Regions from separate parts of the Homo sapiens genome. Here region 2 is linked to region 1. Evidence: chromatin loops called from intact Hi-C (ENCODE). Cell type or tissue: HCT116. All regions are shown on one strand.

Region 1 (2,500 bases):
CCACAGTGTAATTATCAAAATCAGGAAATTCAACACTGATACAATCCTAGTATCTAATAATCCTCAGGCCATAATCAAATTGCTTCAGTGTCCCAGTGATTCCCATCATAGCGATTTCTCCTCCAATCCGTGATCCAGTTCACGTAACACAGAGCACTGAGCCAACCTTTTCTCCTTTCTTCCAACTGTTCCTGTCTTCCTTGTCCTTCATTGACCTTGACATAGTTTCAAAGGACAGACTTTTAAAAGCGCCTCAGTGGGGACTAGTCTGATGTTGCTTGTGGCCAGATGTAGTTGTGCATTTTTATTTTAATTTAATTTGTTACTTCTTTTGAGACAGGGTCTTGCTCTGTCACCCAGGCTGGAGTGCAGTGGCACAATCACAGCTCACTGCAGCCCCAAACTCCAGGGCTCAGGTGATCTTCCCACCTCAGCCTCTCAAAGTGCTGGGATTACAGGCAAGGACCACTATGTAGTCCTGGCTAATTTTGTACAGATGGGGTTTTGCTCTATTGCCCAGGCTGGTCTCAAACTCCTGGACTCAAGCAATCCACTCACGTCAGCCTCCTAAAAGTGTTGGGACGACAGGTGTGCACCAACACGCCCAGCCAGTTACGCATTTTTGGCAGGAAAAGCATAGATGGTATTGTGTCCTCCTCAGAGACGCCGACTCCCCATGATGCTCATTTTCTCAGGGTGCCGACGTGGACCCGTCACTTGCCAAGGCGACCCCCTTCCTCCTGGACCCTTCACTGCAATGTTACTATTTTTCCTTTTGCAATTAATACGTTGTGGGGAGTACTTGAAGGTGTTTAAAGTATTGAGTAGGTAAATACCTGTTTATTACTGAAATTCCAGAGTTTTAGGAGCCAGTGACAGCATTCCAACGTCATCCTTTCTGTCTAAGCAGCAGCTGTCGCTTCTCCACATTTCCTTGTCTTCTTATGTGTGAGGCCCCGTCTGCTTTCCAGTGTGGCGTTTTGTCTTCTTCTTTTTTTTTTTTTTTTTTGAGATGGAGCCTCACTTTGTCACCCAGGCCGGAGTGCAGTGGTGTGATCTCGGCTCACTGCAACCTCCACCTCCCGGATTGAAGCAGTTCTCTGCCTCAGCCTCTCGAGTAGCTGGGATTACAGGCGTGTGCCACCGCACTTGGCTAATTTTTGTATTTTTTTTTTTTAGTAGAGACGGGGTTTCACCATCTTGGCCAGGCTGGTCTTGAACTCCTGACCTCGTGATCCGTCCGCCTCAGCCTCCCAAAGCACTGGGATTACAGGCGTGAGCCACCGTGACTGGCTGGGGTTTTGTCTTCTTTACCTGAAGGGCCCCATGCCTGCGGCCTGCACAGGTCTGGCTGTGCCCGTGGCTGCGTGCTGCCTCCTTGTGGTGAGGCTGCTTTGCTTTGTGTTGTGTGATTTTTGATTGCCAGTGCATGCTCTGTGGAATTTTATCTATGGTAATTCTTGGACACCTGGGTTCAAAGTTTTCTCCTCCAAGGAGGGTTTGTGCTGGCGCTTGTGGACACTGCCTCACAGGACCCCCTGAAGCTGAGTTTTTGGCTTGGAGTTCTGGAACCACACAAGAGTGAATTCGGTGTCGGGTGAGGCCTGCAGCCCTGTCAGGGTGGCTTGTGATTAGGAATTCCCAGGAGATTTTTTTTTTTTTCCTGCTTCACCCAAAGGGAAGGCAGGGACTGGGAAGTACCTCAACTGTTTCCTCTGGCGGGTGGCTGTTTCTAATTCATCCTTGGGGGTGTCACCTTCCAGGGGTCTCCAGTCGGACCCCACTCTGAAGGCCCCAGACCTCCCCCACTCATCAGGGGCTGCCAGAGAGGGGCAGTTGCCCCCAGGGCAGACCCAGCTCCAGGCTGGCAGGCCTTTCCGGACTCGTCTTTCTGGTCGTGTCTGGTTTCGAATGATGTCCTGTCTGCTAGCTTAGCCAGGCCTTTAAAATGCCCGGCATCTTCCTGGGGTTTTCTGCGGAAGGAGGCTTTGCCTTGTGGCTTGCTGGTTCTATGCCACGGGGAGGCACTCTCCACCCCGCCCGGCTGCTGTCCGTCTCTGTGGGGTGGGGTGGGGGTCGCATAGCCAACGTGTTCTGAATGGGTTTCCCAGAATGAATTCTAATCTTAAATGGGACTGTCACAACTTTATTTTGAATTTAGGTAAAACTCACTTTTGTGGCATACAAGTTTATGTGTGGGTGACTTGGGGCTGTTCCTCAGCTTTTGAGGACTTGTTAGATGTGAAGACTTGGTGAATTAAAATCTTTCCCGCCCGTCAGCGATGGGGCAGTGGTGCTGGGGGGCGGCGAAGCATGAGCAGCAGTTTGCTGAGGGGTCCCCAGGGGGCAACTCCTTTCTCTGGGCCTCAGGTTCCCCAAGGGCAACTCAGGGTGATGGCTGTTTCCAGAAGCCTGTACGGGGTGCCTGCTGGGGCGGGGCCCACAGGGCTCCTGGCGGGGCAGAGGTGGGGGGTGCCAGCCACGCCCCTGCCCTGCTCCC
Region 2 (2,500 bases), 65 kb before region 1:
GGCTGCTGTGGATCTGGACGAGACCTTGTCCCTGGAGGCTGCTGTGGGTCTGGAGCGGAGCCTTGACAGGGCTGTCTCTCCTGCAGATCTCGAAAACCATCAACATGCTTGTGCGCTGGTATGTGGACGGGCCCGCCTCCACTGCCTTCCAGGAGCATGTCTCCAGAATCCCGGACTATCTCTGGTGAGTGTGGCTGGGATATGCTGGCGGGGCCTCTCACGAAGACTGGATCTGAGCCCCAGCTGCATCCCAGTGAGGGGGCCCCCACGGTGCCATCTGGGAATACTGCCAGGGAATACCTCCAGGAACCAGCAGTGTCAGGGCTTGTGGAAGCCACTGAGGGTTGTCTTTGAATTGGAAGATTTGCCACCCAGTGGAAGTGTGGGGTGTTCCCAGAAGGTAGAGTGAGGAAGGGGGTGGTAGGTAGCAGGGCAGGTTCAGGTTGGCATCAGGAGGCCTGTGGACAAGGGGAGCTTGTCAGCCATGGACTGTGCCCTGGAGGTGGGGCCCCTGTCATGGAGGGCAGAGAGCCGTCCCATGGTGGGAAGCTTCCGCTGTACAGGCCTCTTCCTCTGGTGCCTCAGCACTGCACGAGGGCGGCAGGGCTGGCACAGCCTGGGGTCGGGGAGCCTCCCGCTGCCCCTTGCCTTGGGTGTGGCCCTTCTGGGTGAGTGTGTCCTGTTTTCCATAGAGTGTGGCCCTCACCCCCAGGAGCCCAGCAGCCCAGCTGGGGTGGCATCCAGGCCAGTGCCAGGCCTCGGGAGGGGACAGACGGCCTCTCTGGGACCCTCCTGAGTGCAGGGTCTGGGTAGCAGCTGGGCTTCCAGCTTTCTCCTTGCACCTGACTTGGGCTTTTTTCTCCTCACAGGATGGGCCTTGACGGCATGAAAATGCAGGTAAGGGCTGCGGGACTGCGGCTGCATGCTTCCTTTGCAATCATGTCTCCCCTTTATTATTTTTCCTTTGGGGTTCAGAAATAACTCCTCCTGGACCAGGTCCCGGCAGCGTGCGACTAGAGGCTGAGTCAGTTGAGGCCTCTGGCCGTGTCCCTGTGGGTGCTGTTGGTCTCTGTGTGGGTGCCCACCGTTCTCGATGTCTGTCTGCAGCTGTCCTGTTTGCTTTTTGCCCTGATGATCTGAGTGGGCTCAGCTGTGTAACGACAGACCCAGAGCTGCAGAAGCTCTCATCTTGTTACTGTGGCAGGAGGTGGCTCTGGTTAGTGGGGGCTTCTCCTCCATGCACTCTTAATTTAAGGGGCTTCTTCTTAAAGGTCCTGGGTGGACAGGACAGGAGCCTGGAGGACCGTGGTGGCGTGTGGCCGGGCCTGGGAGCTCCCCGTGGACTTGGCCTGAGTGGGCTGGAACCCAGTCATGAGGGGCACCAAGCACAAGGAGAGGGGAGGCCGGTGGATCCTGGCTGACCCTGGTCCTGTCCTGGCTCTGGGGGCCCTGTAGACCGCAGTCCTGTCCGACTGGGCTGAGCCTGCGCCCCTCTGTGCGTGTCAGAAGCCCAGACAGTGTTGCCCTGTGTCTTGTGGTCTAAGGAGGGTTACGCCCTGCGGTGCCTGTCTTCTGTCCCCCACCTGATTCAGTGTGGAAATGTGGAGTCTCCAGAGGTGTCCTGGGTGTCACATTTGGGATGGATACACGTGGGCCCAGCACTGCCCGCCCCAGGGCTACCCTTGGTGCCAGGTGCCCCCAGCCACGAGCTTTTACCCAGCTGGCCTTGAGCTCCCCAGAGGCTCCCCGGACACTGTCCGTGTTTTGTGAAAAGGTTTTCAAAACACATGTAAAGTGGAGGTGAGTAGCAAGCCCTAGAGCAGGCCCTGGCCTCCCTGCCCCTCCCTGTCCCCTCCCTGCCCCTCCCTGCCCAGCGCTCCCTCAGCACCGACTCATCAGTGCACCTCAAGCTGATGAGGGCGTCTGTGTTTTGACAAAATTGCTCTGAGGTTGTCACACCCAACAAACTTATGACGGTTCCTGAGTGTAGTCCTCACGTTGTGGCTGGTGTTTGTGAATCAGGATTCAGGCCAGGCCTGCACAGGCCTTCAGTTGTTGGTCTTTGAGCTCCTGTTAGTCCAGCCGTCTCTCGTGGTCTCTTTTCTCCTCCTGGAAGGTTTGTTCCTGAAGGGCTTCACATTGCAGATCTGACTGGTTGCTTCTTATGTTCCCTGAGTTTTTGTAAACTGGCCAGGCCCTGAGGCTCGATCCCATTGTGTTTCTTTGGCGAGAATGCTTTTCTGGTGGTCCCTGCCTTGTCCCTCCAGTGCACGATGTCTGGATGCCTCTGCCACACACCACCCCCTGCCCAGTCCCCATGTCTGTCTGGTCAGTGCCCAGCTCTGTCTCACTAGGGTTTGGTCACCGGCCCTTTGAACTGAGACCAGGCTGTGTACCTGTGAGCCCAGCTCGGGGTGAGATTTGAGGTGGAGCCTTCCCAGCCCTGTGCAGAATTCCCATCACCTCCAGGTGTACTCAGAAATGGGGATCATTGGCCAGG

What was found. A loop is a pair of places that touch in the nucleus more often than their neighbours do. Peaks named below come from ENCODE experiments on the same cell type or tissue, not always from the same donor. Only the 100,000 strongest peaks of a DNase experiment are listed, where the experiment ranks them.
Region 2: a loop joins it to region 1, with 4 times the contacts of the local background. A loop is called at or near these places in 53 of 110 quality-filtered maps.

What each region holds. Positions count from the first base shown.
Region 1 is chr21:46,146,452-46,148,951 of GRCh38, reverse strand. All of the region lies in intron 7 of FTCD (formimidoyltransferase cyclodeaminase), which reads left to right. Among named protein-coding and RNA genes, the nearest start is that of FTCD-AS1, 3.9 kb to the left of the region's middle. In HCT116, a CTCF peak has its summit at 1,386 (motif pointing left); a DNase peak (open chromatin) is centred at 1,351; H3K27ac peaks cover 684 bases.
Region 2 is chr21:46,211,422-46,213,921 of GRCh38, reverse strand. It overlaps LSS (lanosterol synthase), which reads left to right. Exons shown (of 22, transcript NM_002340.6): 10 at 87-184; 11 at 870-897. Among named protein-coding and RNA genes, the nearest start is that of LSS, 16 kb to the left of the region's middle. In HCT116, no CTCF peak of the experiment used is centred here; no DNase peak of the experiment used is centred here.